6 separate regions of the Homo sapiens genome follow, and regions 1, 2, 3, 4 and 5 are each linked to region 6. A link is a contact called in ENCODE Hi-C or POLR2A ChIA-PET data. All regions are on one chromosome and are shown on one strand. The core of a region is the stretch at or near the end of the contact, and the rest is flanking DNA. Distances in the headings are between cores, read along the strand shown.

Region 1 (2,700 bases), core at 68-2,567, 780 kb after region 6:
CCAAGGTTCATTTTCAATGCTGTTGACACGAAGGCTAAGATCACAGGGGAGGTCACAATTTTAGGATCTCAGCTTTTAGAATGCTGTCTTTTTAACCCCTTCAGCATTTCCATCTTATTGGAAAAGGGCAGGCAGGAGGGCAGATGGGAGGGAGGGAGGCAGTTGGGCTTTCTTCCTGTCCAGGGGCCAGCTCTGCCTTCCTGGTCCTCACTCCCAGCCCCACTCCTTCCTTCCCCTGTTCTGTGCCTCTCCTATCTACTCCTTCCACATCCCTAGCCACCTCACAGGCTCTTCATGGGGCTCAAGTGAGATAATGCAGGGTGTGAAATTCTTTGTCAATGAACGCATCAACTCTACGTTCCATTTGCTGTCATTATCTCCTGTATCTTTGTTCCACTTGTGCAGGTGATTTGTCCCCCCGCCAGTCCCCGTCCCCTCACCCCCAGTTTCATGGATAAGGACCAGCTGTAGACTCTGCCAGGCCCTGGGCAGTGTTGGTATCGTGCTTGGAGGTGCTGCTCAGTTATGCAACCCACCCTCCTCCCCCAGCCAGAGCCACAAAGCCACTAGGGCACTGTACCAGTTTGTTTATTTATTTATTTTTGAGATGGAGTCTCCCTCTGTCACCCAGGCTGGAGTACAGTGGCACGACCTTGGCTCACCACAACATCCGCCTCCCAGGTTCAAGCGATTCTCCTGCCTCAGCCTCCCGAGTAGCTGGGATTACAGGCGCATGATGTCACGCCTGGCTAATTTTTGTATTTTCAGTAGAGTCGGGGTTTTACCATGTTGGTCAGGCTGGTCTCAAACTCCTGACCTCAGGTGATCCACCTGCCTTGGCCTCCCAAAGTGCTGGGATTACAGGTGTGAGCCTCTGCTCCCAGCCCCACCGTGTTTAGCTTGGTTAGGCACAGAGCCTTGCATGAACCAGCACCTCGGGGACCCCATGACGAGGTCAGAGCGGGTGAGAGGCACGCACCAGTGTGACTGAGCCACTCGCTGGGACTCTGGGGGCAGCGTGGTGGGGCTTGAGATCAAGGAAGTGCCTGCAAGTGGATTCAACGATGAGACACTTCCCCGGCCCACAGGGTGGAGGGGTTGGCTGGAGGGGTTGCCTGTACTTACCAGAGACGGTCCCCGAGCGAGCTTGATAAGCTGAAAGAGACGCTCAGGAGAGCCCTGACAGAGCTCCCCAGGCTGGAAAGGACAGAACTCCCCACCGGAACTTTCATTTTCAAAGTTCAGCACCTCAGTTAAGTAATTAATAGGTCTGGTCACGTTCACAGCTCTCCAAAAGAGACTGATGGAGCTCTGCTTTTCCTCCGGAAGTGCTTTCATGGCAAGCCCAGAGAAGCCCCCTAGGAGGCAGCCTGTCATCCAATAATCACTTCCTCTCTCAGGCCCAAATTCCAAATCAGCTCAGCAATGGGCAGGGCGGCCCTGAGCCACGTCCAGAGGTTGGGATTTGCTGACTCCTGGAGGATATTCTGAGTATAGCAAGTAAGTGAACTCGCACAAACAATGCGTTCAGCAATGGGAAGAAAACAGCTGTTTTTGTCCGAGAAGTGTCTGGCATACCCAAGACTTCTTAAAGAGAGGAAAATATTAACCTAGAGCATAACAACCCCTTTCTCTTTTCAGTCAAAACCTAGACAGACTGTGTTGATATTAAGTTAACAAGTTCCATGGGCTAATACCTTCCGAATGAAATGAGAGGGTTCTTAAATTAATAGATGAAAACTCCCCTTCATACATCAGAGAACTAAGGAAAGGTAATTGCCCCCAATATTTATTTTCGATTTGGAAAATCCAAAGCAAGAAGGCTTTGAAGAAGTCAAGATCTGATTATAATTCTAGGCTCGGTGCCAATGGGATAAATTATCTGGCAACTTTTTTTGCACAGTTATTGATTCTATTTGTCTCTGACGCCAAGCGCCCAGCATGGCACAAAGCCTCACAAAGTGCTCCGAAAAGGGTGTCATCCCCACACCGTTGATAAGGCTCAGAGTCTCTCCACGGCCATAATGCAACCCCCTCCTCCCCAGGGGGCTGTTGGCACCTCAACCCACTAAGGGATCAGGAAGTAGAGTTTGCCAGTGAGGAGCCTGGAGACTTCAAGCCTGTTTGGCCTTGGTGTTCTTGTGATTTAGTGCCCTGGACTGGCAGGTCTAGGGACTTTTTGCTCTAGACAAACTTTTTAAATAGGCCAGGTGCAGTGGCTCAAACCTGTAATCCCAGTGCTCTGGGAGGCTGAGGTGGGAGGGTTGCTTGATCCCAGGAGTTTGAGGCTGCAGTCAGCCATAATCACACCACTGCAGCCCAGCCTGGGAGACAGAAGAAGACCTTGTTTCAAAAAAAATTTTTTTAATAAATATAAATTTAAAAAATAAAAAATCCCAACACATGCACACACATACATGCACACACATACATGCACACACACACATGCACACACATACATATATATGCATGTGCAAAAGGTATGCCCAAGCTATACTCTCTTTATTTGAGTTTTAATTTACAGAAGTTTTCAACCTGGCCAGGCCTGGAATCATGGAGAATGGGCTGGGAATGGGTCTGCAGAGGTTCCCAAGGACATGTTTGAAAAGCATCCTCCACCTGGGAGAGCTGGGTCAGAATTAGCACACTCTAGGAGAGTTGGGGAACAGCTAAGAGCGGGGCACACCAGCTCGACTAACT
Region 2 (2,700 bases), core at 201-2,700, 650 kb after region 6:
TAATGAATTGCCCTGGATTTACTAGTTCCCCTTTACCCACCCGCCTCCACCAAAAAAAAACCCTCAGAGATCAATACAAGGCCAAGTGAATGATATGTAGGTGCCCAAATATGGTTGATTCTGCTGCATTTAAAAAAAAAGAGGAGTGGGAGTTAAACTTCTAATTTTTTTCTTCTTAAGTTCCAACATCAACAGCCTTTTCTTATTTAGCCTCCATGATAATTTTATTCTATGTTTGTTTCGACTTGGCGAAGGTCTCCTGAATTTGCCAAATTACCAATGAGGATAGTATTGGAAAGATGAGAGAGGCACAGGCTTGGAGCACTGTGAGGGGAACAGCAGTAGGAGGCAGATAATTCAGAATACATTCCTGTAGTTATAAAAGAAGATTTATTTATTTTCACCTTTTTACAGATCCAGACCCAACAATGAGTTATTCAGTTTGAAACCCACGTAGTGGAGGCAGTCTCTGTATACCTGCTGAATGTTGAGTTACAATAGAGAAGCCTGGGTTACCACAGGGAGAGGAGGATGAGGAAGTAAAAATATGTGTTCAAAGAGGGCATTTCAACACTGTGAGCTAACTTTACAACGGGAAGTGAAAATCATGAAAAAAAGGGGAAAATTTGTTGTGAGAGACTAAAAAGAGCAAAATAAAGCAAGCCCATTTTTCGGGAATAGAAAAAAAAAAAAAACAGTAGCAATAACCAAATAACTGATCAGGGAGATTTATTTCCGTGATATCTTTTTAAAACAAAAAGGGAATTGTCGTATCACTGCTCTTAATTAAATGGCAACAAACACACTTATAATGGGAACTAAATAGCTAATTAGAGGGTGCTTGGGGAATAAATAGCAGAGTTTTAAAATCTCCTATATGGAAAACATGTCCAACAATTGGAATGAAAGGATTAAAAAGAGAGAAAAGGCCCAGACCTTGTTTGGCAGTGCAAGTTGGATAAAATAGAGGAAAATGCCTCCCTGCTTCTATGAGACTAGATTATCCTGGTGTAGTCTTGGGGTTGGAAGTATGTTCATCTCTCATAGTGAGTTAGTTCGTGTTCTGTGCCACAAGGACTGAAGCAGTTCTAATGAATAAAAACAATAGATAGTCATCTGGAGGCCACAGGGAAAGGGTGATGGCTAAGCAGATCATGAAAATGGGAATCTTGAGAAACATGACTTCGATATCATACAAGTGAGTCTATGGCAGCCTTTTTTACATATAGAAAAAGAGGCCTGAAAATATATACTACAAAAAATTATGTAGCAGTTATTAAGGTAAAAATTGGGAAGTAGGAGGCAGAGGAAGGAGTGATAACACTAGATTAAGGAATGCTTTACTGTTACCAATTCAAAAACAGCAACCAAAAATGATGATGTAATTGGAATGAGTAATATAAATGTCACTACTGACTTTACCGTAAAGAATGTCAGAAATGATCAGAATAAATACAGCTTGGGGCATTTCGATTTGAAGTTGTATGACTGCTTTGAAAAATAGAAACAAAGGAAATACAGCCAATAGTAAATGTCTAGACCAAGAAAATAGTTTCTAGAAGGCCTAAATGATAGCCAAGAAATTGATGCTATTGTACAAAGTATCTTTAGGTCATGCTTTTCAGAGTATTTTACTTTGGAATTCATTTTCTTAATTACCTGAGTATAAAAACATTTATCTACCAGTTTTCTCCAATAGCCCTGATAAGACTTCATACTTACTCAGTTACATTAAATAAATTCCTGGTCAAGATCAGCTGGGCTAGCAGAAAACCTCAGGCATCTGTGAGGACATGAGTTTACACACGCTGAGACTCACAGATACAAAAATGCAACCCAATTCCACCCCTGAATTGAGGGGAGTGCATAGAAGTGAATGTCCCGTCTTTCTGAGGTCTGTTGATTTTGTAATTAGTAAACGAAGGGTGCATTTCTGATTTTTTTTTCTTGTGTGCTAGAATTCATTGCTAGTAAAACTCAAGATAATAGCGATGAGTAGGAGGTATCAAAGATGAACTGTAGAGGGACAGTTTAAGTTACTTAAGAATCGTCAGCAAGATGAAATCTACTTTTAGCAGAAATTGGGTTTTTTTGTGTTTTTTTGTTTTGTTTTATTTTCTAAAAGTAAAGTCTGCACCTTGTTCAGCCTGTTAGTGGAGGTCTGAGCAAGTAAAAGATGGGTTGGATTATAAACTTACAAACACAGGATGTTCTGTTTCTCAAACGGGAGAAATTAAGAAGAGATGCTTGTATTCAGGAGACGGCATAGCTACTCAAAATCCTTGATATCTTGCTATGGTTAGTCTTGTTCCAACTGTGCTATGTGACCTACTATGGCTTTATGAGGTAAATTTAGTATATGTGTCACTATTTGAAAATTTACATATAGTTATACATAATGTATTAGGTTGGTGCAAATGTAACTGCAGTTTTTGGAGTTAAAAATTGCAAACACTGCAATTACTTTTGCACCAACCTAAAATATAATAAAAAAGTGTCTTCTCTTTATAACTTTTCTGTTGTTTTGCTTAAGTTATCATTGCTATTCCTCTGCAACCTAAAAAGAAATCATTGAATATACATTTAATTTTAGAATAATCACTACACAAATGCCCTAAAAGTGTATGTATAACATCCCTGATGTCTGCATTTGTCCTTTGACTGGTGTTTAGGTGGTGGCCCTAGGGGATGTTCCAGATG
Region 3 (2,700 bases), core at 89-2,588, 720 kb after region 6:
CCAGCTCCCACTTGAGGTGTCAGTGATTTGTTTTACTGGAGTGAGTATCCTCATTCTCCACCAAGGGTCCAGTCTCAGGATGGAGGCTGCTTGAGATATCCCAGCCCTCAACACAATATTTCTGGCTCATGTTTTTCAAGGAACTAAGCGGGGCAAAGGTGCCAGAGGAGTAGAAGGGAGCAGAAAGTTGTCTTTACCCTCCTGGAGAAGAAGGACATGGAGGAGTGGAAGGAAATAAATAGGGTGGCCATAGAAGAATCTAAACATCCATGATGTGCTGGTGTTGCAGGAATGTACCCAACCTGTCTGTAGAGCTCCTTCAGGCCTGGAAAGTTGTATACGGGGGGCAGAGGTGCAGAAAGTGCACAGTGCAGAAGATCCTTATGGAAAAGATGTCTGCAACAAATGTTTATTTAACAAAGTACAGAGAAAGAATCTGTCTGCAAGGGAGGAGGCAGCAGAAACCAGAAGGTGCCTTCTGTTCCCTCTGAACTATGGTCCCTCCAGCTGTGTGCACTGAAGGCCACTCTCCCTCTGCCTCAGGGACACGATGCCAACTGAGAATGAGACATGTTCTAAAAACACCCATCTTTTCTGGAAGCTAGTGACCTATCCTTGAACCCTCCCTCCAAAAGCACTCTGCCTAAATACGTAGCCCTTTCCCAGACGTGTCTCAGACTCATCTGGCTGAGGGTAGCAGCCTCGTGGTGCAGGGTGAACTGTTTCCCCTGGGAACCGTCTGACAGTGCTAATGAGGAATTGCATTTTGCGTTTATAGAGCACCTTTCATCTGTGGATCTCAAAGCTGCCCCACAAACATTAATTAACTCTCACACCTGTGAGGCAAGTGAGCCTGGTTACCCCCATTTTTAGAGGTGAGGAAACAGAGGTTTGAAAAGAAAAGGACTCCAGGGTGAACCAGCAGGGTTGGGGGCGGCCTGATGTGAGGAACCAGCATTCTTGATTCACAGGGCCCTGACCACAAAGCCACAAAGCTTCCCCGGCGAGGTGATGAATACGGGTCCCGGAAGCAGGGAGTGGTGGAGAGGCGGACACAGGGCTCCCTTCTTCCTTCCCGCAGGCAGCCTGCCACCTCCCAGGCTGGCAGGTCGGCAGTGAGGATGGGATCCCTCAAAACCTGAGGCCTTTAAAACAGCATACCCAGGCAGGGTTCTGCCCCGGCTTGGTCTGTCTGCTTCTCTTCAAAGTAATTGCTGGAACAACGAATGCATCTGAGCTACACATGACTAACCAAGATGTCTGCAGCCGGCCAGAGACGAACGGTTGGCAAATCCTGGAGCTGTTTCACAACCTCCCTTTTTTCCAGGATCCAGAGCTGGTGCTGACTGACTCATGTTATCATGGGATTTCAATGATATAGCAACAGTGTGCTGAGCCGGTGTCTGCTACCTGGGGGTACCTGTAGTAGGAATAGGTGACTGCTCTTCTTACTTGTGCTGTGCCGGAGCTTTGCTCCCTGCTGCAGAGGCCAGAGGAAACACTGCTTCTCAAAGACAGTGGAACTTTCAGGGAAATGTCCCTTTCAGAGCAGAGTCACCCACCCCCAGGGACTCTGAAAGGCCCCTGACATCACACACCTCTGACAGATGTGATGCTGGGAAGCATCTGGGGTCACCCCCTTTGTCTGCAAGGGGAGCCTAGGCCTTTCTTCCCAGGGGTCCCAGACAGTGAGATGCAAACCACCACTGGGGCTCGCCCTAACACATCACCCTGGAAACTGACTCACATCTCTGAGTCCTGAGTCACATCCTGTTGTGTGTTCTGAGGTCTCCAAGAGGGCATTACACCAGCTCCCCATGACTGAGGTGAATCTGGAGGGAACCCTGGGAACGTCCCTACCTTCCTCCAGGATGAAGGAGGGAAAAAATTCCTCCAGGGAAATAACCAGGGCTGCCCCTAGGGTTTATATGTTCACCAAGCTGATTTGCCTTTTTCAAAAATAGATGGTAGAACCCTGTGGTCTATGTGACTTTTATTTTTAAATAGCTCTGAGAGATGACTGAAAGACCTGGCGTTTTAAAGATGTCAGCCACACAATCAAGGAAGGGGCTTTCTAACTATAACCTTCTCCAAGCCCAGGATGAAGGGTGCCACCGCTCAAGGGGTGCTGTTGGAAACCCAGCTTCTGAGGGTGGGTGTTTAAAAGACCCTAGAGTGGACAGTCAGAGGAGGGCCGGGAGGGGTCTCTATCCATCTTCTCCCAGCGCCTGTGGGGAGCACGAGGACAAAGAGGGATGTTTTGAACTTTTCAAAGAACAAGATATTTTGTTCTATTGATTTTGTCTATTATTTTCCTGTACTTAATTTCACTGGTTCCTAGTCTAATTTTTATTATTTCTTCTCTTCTGCTTGCTTGAGGTCTGTATTGCTATTTTCTCCAGTCTCCTGAGGTGGAAGCTTCAGTGACTGATTCTGGATCTTTCTTTTCTAATATATGTATTCAATGCTATAAATTTCCCTCTAAGTACTGTTCTATCTGCATCCAAAAATTGTAATAAGTTGTATTTTCATTTAGTTCAAAACATTTTTTAATTTCTCTTGAGACTTTTTATTTGACTCATGTCTAATGTAGAAGTATGTTGTTTAATCTCCAAATATTTGGAGATTTTCCAGTTATCTATTATTGGCTTTTTAATTTAAATCCATGTGGTCTGAGAAAATACTTTGTATGCTTTCTAT
Region 4 (2,700 bases), core at 19-2,518, 530 kb before region 6:
TATTTACATTGTATTAGATGTTATAAGTAATCTAGAGATGATTTAAAGTATATGGGAGGATGTGCATAGGTTATATGCAAATATTACACCATTGTGAAAGTTGCAGAATCAAAATGGAGTCACTTGTGTCAAAACCCTGATAAATGCAGCTGGGGAAGGCCTTGAAGGAAGGGTTCTCATGCACTACGCCTCATAACAAGAATTGTCACAAAAGACCCTAACCTTGCAGAAAGGCCCAATCTTAAACACAGAAAATCCTTCTGCAAGGACATCTGTCCAGCAACTTTGGACTGATGCTACCTTTGTTATTCATTCTTTTAGCCAAAGATAATTGATTTAAAGCAATTCATATAATCTTCATTTTCCTTTTAAAAACATCTCCTTGCCTCAACCTCCCCCAAAACGCACACAGTTTACTATGGCATGCATATTCCCATTGCAATGCTACTCCCAGATAAATCTCATTTTCTTTTAGGGAGCCTCTTTTGTTACTTAGGTTTACACCATTGTATACAAGGGACTTGAGCATTCTAATTCTGGTATCCGCAGGGTCCTGGAACCATTCCCCCACGGACACTAAGGGACAACTGTACTTGTTTTTCATGACAGAAAACATGTTTAGGAGTACTAATTTTTTTTCCCCCATAGAAGATTTCCATAGAAGGGTTTTGGAGAGAGACACCACAGGAACATGCTATCAGCATGATTTCTTCCTGATGTTATCCTTGACCACCCGGTAAGGTACTGTTTGCCAGGTTTCTCCACTGTAGTCCCCAACACCATTCCAGGCTGTACTCTTTGGAATCAAGTTACTAGGCATAGCCCATAATCAAAGTGGGGGTGGGTGGGGCAGAAATCGAGCTCCCGCTATTGGAAGAAGGGGTATTTAGATATATTATTTAGAATTTTCCTGTGAGGCGGGTCCTGGGGCCAGAATGAAACGGTGGAATGGGGGCGGGGATTGGCGAGCAAAGTGACTCGACCCGGCAAACCCAGCCTGGCAGGAAAGCCCGAGGTCTGGGCGAACAGGGCCGCGCGCCCTAGGTGGTTTAACTTCGTAAGGAAAGACTCCGCAGGCCGGCTTTTCAGTGCGCAGCTTGCTCGCCTGCGGGTTACTGGGTTTTCTGACCCCTGACTCGACGTAGGGGTTATGGGGCTGTGGGTGTGCCGACCTCGTCCCCGACTGTACTGGGCGTTGGCGGCGAGTCCGCGAACACTGCGCATGCGCGAGCCGGAAGCTGCCGCCCGCGGCGGAAGGGGCGGACCCGGGAGACTGAGGACTTGGATTGCTTAAGGACACCAGGCAGGCGCGACAGCCTTCAGCCTCTCCCTCTGCAGTTTTGGCCGGTTCCTTTAACTTGCCTTCATCTGGGGCTGTTTGGTATTTCCACGTGCCTTGGGCCCGCCCACTGCAGCCTCCATCTTGGAAGCGGCCGCCGGCGCCTAGGTGAGCTAGTAGGACTTCCGGGTCGGGCCTCCAGTTGCCCGGGTAACGGGAGCAGAGTCGGCGGGGTGCGTTCCTTAGTCTTTCATTCATCAGCGTAAAAAGAACTGAGTTTAGGTCGCAGGTCCCCTCCAGGGCAGGCATTATCGTGTGCGCTGCAGTAACCTCTCATCTTGTGGAGTCCTACACTTAGCGCATGTTGCTCCGGCGCGCTGCGTAAAGCTGAGGAGCCTGAGGCCCGAGGTCCGATGCTCGCCTGGCTGGCCTATGGCTGCGGGAGCGGTGTGTGTCGGACCGTAGGACGGCCTCACGGCTAGAGTTTGAGGACTATGGGGGCGGGGACGGTGCCTGTGTCTGTGGCGGTCACCGGGCTTCACGTGGTCCTCAGCAGGGTGATGGTGGACAGCTCGCGCGAGGGCCCGGGAGTCTTGGGGACACTTCCCGGCGCGGTCTGTGGACTGAGCGCTGGGACCCGCACCGAACCAGCCGCCGTTCGCCTCTGGAGCTGGACATGCCGACTTTCGTTAGGTCAAATAATGAACCTTATACTGCGGAAGTGCGGTATTAATATTGCCTGGAGTTCTTGTCTCTTGCTCATTTCTGCCCTCGTATGTTTTAGAAGTAGATTTATTTTTTATTTTTATTTTTTTAATTTATTTTTTGTGACAGAGTCTCGCTCTGTCGCCCAGGTTGGAGTGCAGTGGCGTGATCTCGTCTAGCTGCAGCTTCCGCCTCCTGAGATCAAGCGATTCTCCTGCCTCAGCCTCCCCAGTAGCTGGTATTACAGGTGCCTGCCACCACGCCCGGCTGATTTTTGTATTTTTAGTAGAGACGGGGTTTCACCATGTTGGCCAGGCTGGTCTTGAACTCCTGACCTCAGCCCGCCTCGGGCTCCCAAAGTGCTGGTTTTACAGGCGTGAGCCACTGTACCCAGCCATTATTTTATTTTTATTTATGTATTTATTTTTTTATTTTTTTGAGACGGAGCCTCGCTCTGTCGCCCAGGCTGGAGTGCAGTAGCGCGATCTCGGCTCACTGCAACCTCCGCCTCCCAGGTTCAAGCGATTCTCCTGCCTCAGCCTCCCAAGTAGCTGGGATTACAGGCGTGTGCCACCACGCCTAGCTATTTTTTGTATTTTTAGTAGATTAAGCTGTAGTCACTAGGTCTGCAAGATAAAACTGTTTTAGAGGGACTGATATAATGGGAATTCTGTTACTGTAGGGATCATGATTTAGCTCACAGTATAAACGTTTCA
Region 5 (2,700 bases), core at 79-2,578, 550 kb after region 6:
TAGAAGCCTTCTCTCCCCTCTTCTAAACCCACACAGCTCACCATTTGGACAACTTTTAGGAAGTTTAGCACTTTCCACCACACACTATTGTTTTAAGTACAGTCACCCCCCAGTATCCATGGGGGTATTGGTTTCAGGACCCCTCTGGAATAACAACATCTTCAGATGCTCAAGTCTCTTTTCTAAAATGGTGTAGTATTTGCATATAACATGTGCACATCCTCCTGTATACTTTAAATCAACCCTAGATTACTTATAATACCTAACATAATGTAAATGCTATGCAAATAGTTGTTATACTGTATTGTTTAGGGAAGAATGACAGGAAAAAAGTCTGCGCATGTTCAATACAGACAACCATCCATATATACAGATCTATACGTAGAGAGATCCACAGTTGGTTAAATCCATAGAAGCAGAGCAGAGCTTCTTTATGAAGCCAAATATGTATCTTCATAATATCCCGGAGGGCAGAACTTCGGTCTGATTTGTAGGTATTGAGGTCTAATGAAAATAGCTAGGGAAAAGATCCAGGGGGAAGTCTTTTCCTCCACCACTTACTAGCTGGCTCTGCCTAGTATTACACTTGCTTGCCTTCTCTTTTAGCATATGGGCAATTTATCCAATCACTCTGAGCCTAGTTTCCACATCTAGCTGGCTCTGCCTAGTATTACACTTGCTTGCCTTCTCTTTTAGCATATGGGCAATTTATCCAATCACTCTGAGCCTAGTTTCCACATCTATAAAATACGGTGAGAACTTAATAAGTTAAAATTTCTAGCACATAGTAGATATTTAAAACATATTAAATAAATTCATGCCATTATAACGTCACAGTCTGTTACTTAAAATGTTTTCCTCAAAAGTCTCAATGGCTGACTCACAAAAACAGATTTGTTAATGGATCTGTTAAAATAAACAAGAGCAAAATAGCCTTTGCTATTTTTGTATAGTGTTAATCATTCTGTTCCTTAAAGAAAAGTCCCAGGGAACTACTTAGTGTGGGGAAGGCCGTTTCTAGAAGGAGTGCCGGCAGAGAGCAGGAGCAGGAGTTGGCATCACAAAGCTGGTGCTGTCTTCATCTACACCACATTTCATGTCAACTTCATTTTATTCATTTTGTGCCCCTCATCTGAACCCTCAGTTTCAGGTTTGGGAAACAGAACCAAATGGAACATGAAATGTAAAACAAGGTCCAGCCAAACACAGTGAGCTCTCTCCGGCTTCAAGTCAAAACTTGGCTGAACCACAAAGCTTCACCTGGTTTTGAGTAAAAACCACACTGAACCACCTTTTTTTTTTTTTCACGGTTTCGGTTTGCAAATGGGGTTTCATGCAAAGCTTGCCCTCGTTTCCGTAGAGTTCCCTGGCAGAGGACAGGCAAGTCTTCAGCTAATATGGACTCTGCCCCATGAGCACCCCTGGCCAGCCTGTGTGGAGGTGACTGGTGGTTACTTATTGTTCGGATCTCAGAAGGCCTGGGTGTTGAGTAGTCTTGCTCGTGTGATGATTAAGATGACAGAAAACTATCAGGCATATCAAGAAGAAGTACAATCAGTTAGTTTCTCTCTTTGCACTTGGCTTTTACGAAAACAGAGAAGAAAATTTTTGAAAAGCCATGAATTTATGAAGGGGTGGGAGGAGCATAGCCTAAAGCTCCATCTACGTGTGGAGGCAAAGAGATCTGAAACAATTCTTTGGATAATCCAGGCCAAAATTCCGATTCATCAGAAATATTGAGATAATAAAGGCAAAGTGGGCTAGAAGAGTGCACTTGTGGAAGTATGAAAACAAGCTCAATTTTCCCCTCAATGTGTAAATGTAGATAAAGCCATCATATCAGCGATGCATTTCTCCCTGGAGACTTGTAGTGGATTTGGTGTCATTCATGTGCTATGCTGGCAATAGTAGAAAGGATTAAAATGTTCCTTAGAAGCTAACAGTGTCAGATGAGCCATTTGCCCTGGGTGGTGATGACATTTGGGAATAAGGTTTAATATAAAGTGTCTCCAAACTGAGTTTTCTATGACATGGAGGGAGGTTTGTGTTGTTCTCTTGGTAAATTAAACTAGTACTTGGGATTTACAAGCAGATTTATAGGAGGATTGTAATGATGAATGCATGAAGAATGGATTGGATCAGTGATAAAACATTTATTATATCAATACATGCAAAGTTTGGAAAACTGTAAGAGAAAATAAATGGCCTCTTAAAAATCACTTATATATGTATAGTATCATAAAATTCACATACAAAAATTTCCCACACATGATGACACTGGATTAGTCCTGGAAAGATTATGTGACTTGTCCAATCCAGGTCAGGAAGCCAGTACGTTGCAGGGATTTGAGCTTCCCTCGTTCTTCTCCATTCACAGACAAAAATTTGTCCTTGGCATGATAACTATGTAGCAAGGGAGACAATCAAATACACCAACCACTACAATATAACATCACAGGCACCAAAGTGGGACTATCTTTTAGAGATGTGAGGGGCCTGAATAAAAGATTCCTACATCTGCCTCCTCCCTTTGTCCATATAAGCATGCAGGACTGAAAACTATGAGATAGTCTCTAAGAGACAGATGGAGGGAGAAAGAGCCTTACTGCCTATCTCTAGTGAGCTGGGGAATCCATTCAAGTGATTAGTTTGGGATATATTGGTTTTGAGGATTCCATGAAGTACACAACAAGAGCTCTC
Region 6 (2,700 bases), core at 72-2,571:
CAGTATGTACTTATGCCGAAGACTGAATTTATCATAGTTAGGTGACTAGCCAGGCTGGCTTGCCTGGGACTCGGAGTTCTCAGGACATGCAAATTTCAGTGCTCAAACCAGGAAAGTTCAACATACACCCCGATAGGTTGGTCACCCCATAGTCAAATTTGAAGTTAGAGAGTTATTTAGAATGGGAATTGCAATCCTTTGATTACATCACTTAATCACCACCACTCTATCTTGGCTATTGCTAAATTCTTTATCTGAGTTGTCTTGTAGCAAAGACCTTTTTGAAAGCTGAAAATTCCACATTGTGCTGTTTTCTTAACCAGTGGGGCATTTGAACTCAAAATGACATCAATGTGCTAGAATGCATACATCATGGCTTTGAAAAAAATAGGTCTGAGAACGAGGCAAAGTAAAACTAAGCAAACAGATAAGAATAGCAACCAAACCTGATCTTAGTCCAAAGGCCTAGAAGGGATGACAACAATTCTAAGTTTTTACATTGCCTACCTTGAAACCTATGATTGATAGTAATGGATTAGCGTGATGTATACTGTGTTCATTAAAGTGAAGGAGACCGGATAACTCACACAAGATAAATACTTTATTTATGAATGATTAAAATATTTTACAGCCATCTATCATCGTGAGCTCGAATGTAGTTAAAAATCAATTCGAAGTGAAAGTGAAAGGAGAGAGGCAGGAGAGGAAGACGTCTCCTCTCCCTGCTTCTGCCTTTGGCCTCAGGGTTATAATGGTCCTGCCTGAATGCTTGCATTGCTTGGTTCTTTGCTCAAGCAGCCTGGTTTAGTTGGGGTTCAAGGCCAAGCTGTGCAATAACAAACCCTGACAGGCTTTAATAAAGAGATATACAGCGTCTCGGATGTATTTGAGGGAACGCTGATGCTTGTGGTTTTGTATATGGTTATGGTAAATAACTAGCCCGCTAATTCTTGTGGTCGGCCTTTGCTGGGAGCGCTGGACCACTGGAGACCCATTTAACCCGAATCCCCCGCACCTACAGAGAGCCTTGCATTGCAGTCACAACAAGCAGGGCAGAGGCAGGGGCTGCCGGCCTGCGGCTCATCTCCGGGCTGAGTTCTGCTCACTTTTCCTCCCGCAGGAGCAGGATGGGCTGTGAGGCTGACAAGCCTGACCAAGGCGGCAGAGAACTTTCTACGTGTTGTGTTGTCACTCCGCGTTTCCCCTTTCCCCATGACTGATTCCTGGAGATGCTCTCTGTAAATGAGCCCAAGTGGGAGGAGAGGCTGACTGCTGAGTCCTCAGCAGTGCTGGAGGCCCCCGGGGGGGACAGCAGCTTCACATCCTGACAGGAGGCACTCAACCCGAACCGGAGCTGCAGGCGCCTAGGGTCCCTGACTCAAATTAGGGCGGGTGCGCCAGGCTCCGGACCTAAACCTACATCTTTCTTTTTCAACCCTTTTCAACTGCTTAGCATTTTATCTTTCTAACTGTGCATAGAAGAACTTAAGAGGGAAGTGGCATTTTGGACAGCAGCAGCCACAGAAAGGAAAGTTGCAAAACTGCAATATATCATTTTGGAGCAAATGCCTACCTACAGCTCATGGTCTTGGCTCATTTTTAGGAGAATGAAAGGGTTTGATACTGTTTGACTTCATCTCACCCAGCAACTTGAGACTAGGGTTCATCTAATGCCACCCCCACCCCATGCATATTTAAAGGTCTATGACTCAAAACCGTCTATCCTTTATCAAATGAAATGTGGAGATGATGACATGACTGTACTCCCACTCCCCTCTGAATGTGCAATTCTTAGATTTAAAAAGGCAAGAGAGGCATTGTTTCCCAGACCCTCCTTCCCTCCCCACAGTGTCCACTGAGAGAGATTCCTTTCCCAACATCACAGGAGACTCATGGCATCTTCTGTGCTGACCTCATGAGCTTCTCAGGGCATTTTGTTGCCCATTCTCCTGCCATTGGATCCTGAATTGGAGACGGGAGTACAAGGAAGGTTCTATAGAATCACCAGGCTTTCCTTTCCCCTGGTGTGTCTAACTTTTGACAGATACCCATTCTTCCACACATCCACAGGGAACTACGAGAGAAGTTGTGAGTTACTGATGTGCACTGAGTGTTTGTGGTCCCCTCCCTGAATTTCTCTGTTGAAGTCCTAATCCCTAAAGTGATGGTATTTGGAGATGGGGTTTTGGGGGTGATAGGTCATGCGGGTGGAGCCCTCATGAATGGGATTAGCACTCTTAGGAGAAGACACAGGAGAGAGATGATTGCTCTCTTCCTTATGTAAGGATTCAGAGAGTAGCCAGTCATCTGCAAACCAGCAAGAGGACTCTCACCAGGAACAGAATTGGCTGCCACCTTGATTTTTGACTTACAGCCTCCAAAACTGAGAAAGTCATGCCTGGTGTGTAAGCTGCCCCATCTTTGGTATCCTGAATGGCAGCCTGATGTGACTGCAATAGTGATGAGCTCACCATGCACCTGCTGCTGGAAGTTCTTGTTAGTTTCCTGCTGCTTCTGCCCAAGGATAAGAAAGAAGATGATGTCTCTAAAGACCAGGGCCCCTCCACCCTGTATATTTTACCATTATTGTTTCCCCTGTTCCAGCAATACTACTTCTCTCAGTCCTGTTTGGGTTGCTCTAATGAAAATACCATAGACTGGGCGGCTTTCACACAAAAGAAATTTATTTCTCTCAGTTTT

Evidence for each region. Hi-C counts contacts between places; a loop is a spot of excess contacts on that map. ChIA-PET counts read pairs that join two places held with the same protein, here RNA polymerase II (POLR2A). Pooled maps may share reads with other maps.
Region 1: a pooled map shows a loop between it and region 6 (5-fold over the local background). The contact joins the promoter of LINC01426 here to the enhancer-like site in region 6. A Hi-C loop is called at or near these places in 1 of 168 maps with a recorded cell type or tissue (PC-9), 2 of 37 single-sample maps with no recorded cell type and 8 of 50 pooled maps. POLR2A ChIA-PET finds 5 or more read pairs at or near these places in 1 of 52 experiments (activated CD4-positive, alpha-beta T cell).
Region 2: a loop to region 6 is called in a map of B cell, with 2.7 times the contacts of the local background. The contact joins two enhancer-like sites. A Hi-C loop is called at or near these places in 4 of 168 maps with a recorded cell type or tissue (B cell, PC-3 and naive thymus-derived CD4-positive, alpha-beta T cell), 7 of 37 single-sample maps with no recorded cell type and 13 of 50 pooled maps. POLR2A ChIA-PET finds 5 or more read pairs at or near these places in 3 of 52 experiments (PC-3, activated CD4-positive, alpha-beta memory T cell and activated naive CD4-positive, alpha-beta T cell).
Region 3: a loop to region 6 is called in a pooled map, with 4 times the contacts of the local background. The contact joins two enhancer-like sites. A Hi-C loop is called at or near these places in 2 of 37 single-sample maps with no recorded cell type and 7 of 50 pooled maps.
Region 4: a pooled map shows a loop between it and region 6 (4-fold over the local background). The contact joins the promoter of SETD4 here to the enhancer-like site in region 6. A Hi-C loop is called at or near these places in 5 of 50 pooled maps. POLR2A ChIA-PET finds 5 or more read pairs at or near these places in 2 of 52 experiments (WTC11 and activated T-cell).
Region 5: a loop to region 6 is called in a pooled map, with 5 times the contacts of the local background. The contact joins two enhancer-like sites. A Hi-C loop is called at or near these places in 1 of 37 single-sample maps with no recorded cell type and 8 of 50 pooled maps. POLR2A ChIA-PET finds 5 or more read pairs at or near these places in 2 of 52 experiments (AG04449 and naive thymus-derived CD8-positive, alpha-beta T cell).

What each region holds. Positions count from the first base shown.
Region 1 is chr21:34,744,442-34,747,141 of GRCh38, reverse strand. LINC01426 (long intergenic non-protein coding RNA 1426) reads right to left here and starts at 1,317. Exons shown (of 3, transcript NR_038885.1): 1 at 1,126-1,317. RefSeq lists enhancers at 1-230, 437-936, 937-1,438.
Region 2 is chr21:34,880,686-34,883,385 of GRCh38, reverse strand. It overlaps RUNX1 (RUNX family transcription factor 1), which reads left to right. Exons shown (of 9, transcript NM_001754.5): 5 at 2,673-2,700. All of the region lies in intron 1 of RUNX1-AS1 (RUNX1 antisense RNA 1), which reads right to left. Among named protein-coding and RNA genes, the nearest start is that of RUNX1-AS1, 46 kb to the right of the region's middle. RefSeq lists a silencer at 414-463. Within about 2 kb of position 1,450, at least 8 of the 41 ENCODE cell types and tissues checked have a DNase peak (open chromatin) inside an H3K27ac peak, as active enhancers do; they include B cell, where a contact is called at or near this core.
Region 3 is chr21:34,806,754-34,809,453 of GRCh38, reverse strand. All of the region lies in intron 7 of RUNX1 (RUNX family transcription factor 1), which reads left to right. Among named protein-coding and RNA genes, the nearest start is that of RUNX1-AS1, 28 kb to the left of the region's middle. RefSeq lists a cis regulatory region at 765 and enhancers at 717-785, 599-1,098, 613-1,123, 1,402-1,471, 985-2,184. Within about 2 kb of position 1,338, at least 23 of the 41 ENCODE cell types and tissues checked have a DNase peak (open chromatin) inside an H3K27ac peak, as active enhancers do.
Region 4 is chr21:36,059,094-36,061,793 of GRCh38, reverse strand. SETD4 (SET domain containing 4) reads left to right here and starts at 1,268. Exons shown (of 12, transcript NM_017438.5): 1 at 1,268-1,447. It overlaps SETD4-AS1 (SETD4 antisense RNA 1), which reads right to left and starts at 1,190. Exons shown (of 3, transcript NR_186380.1): 1 at 1,173-1,190. RefSeq lists enhancers at 1,266-1,315, 1,346-1,495.
Region 5 is chr21:34,973,004-34,975,703 of GRCh38, reverse strand. All of the region lies in intron 2 of RUNX1 (RUNX family transcription factor 1), which reads left to right. Among named protein-coding and RNA genes, the nearest start is that of RUNX1-IT1, 65 kb to the left of the region's middle. RefSeq lists enhancers at 1,125-1,214, 1,345-1,394 and a silencer at 1,238-1,532. Within about 2 kb of position 1,328, at least 2 of the 41 ENCODE cell types and tissues checked have a DNase peak (open chromatin) inside an H3K27ac peak, as active enhancers do.
Region 6 is chr21:35,527,337-35,530,036 of GRCh38, reverse strand. All of the region lies in intron 1 of LOC100506403 (a long non-coding RNA gene), which reads left to right. Among named protein-coding and RNA genes, the nearest start is that of MIR802, 190 kb to the left of the region's middle. RefSeq lists enhancers at 1,276-1,455, 1,476-1,525, 1,586-1,705. Within about 2 kb of position 1,321, at least 14 of the 41 ENCODE cell types and tissues checked have a DNase peak (open chromatin) inside an H3K27ac peak, as active enhancers do; they include B cell, where a contact is called at or near this core.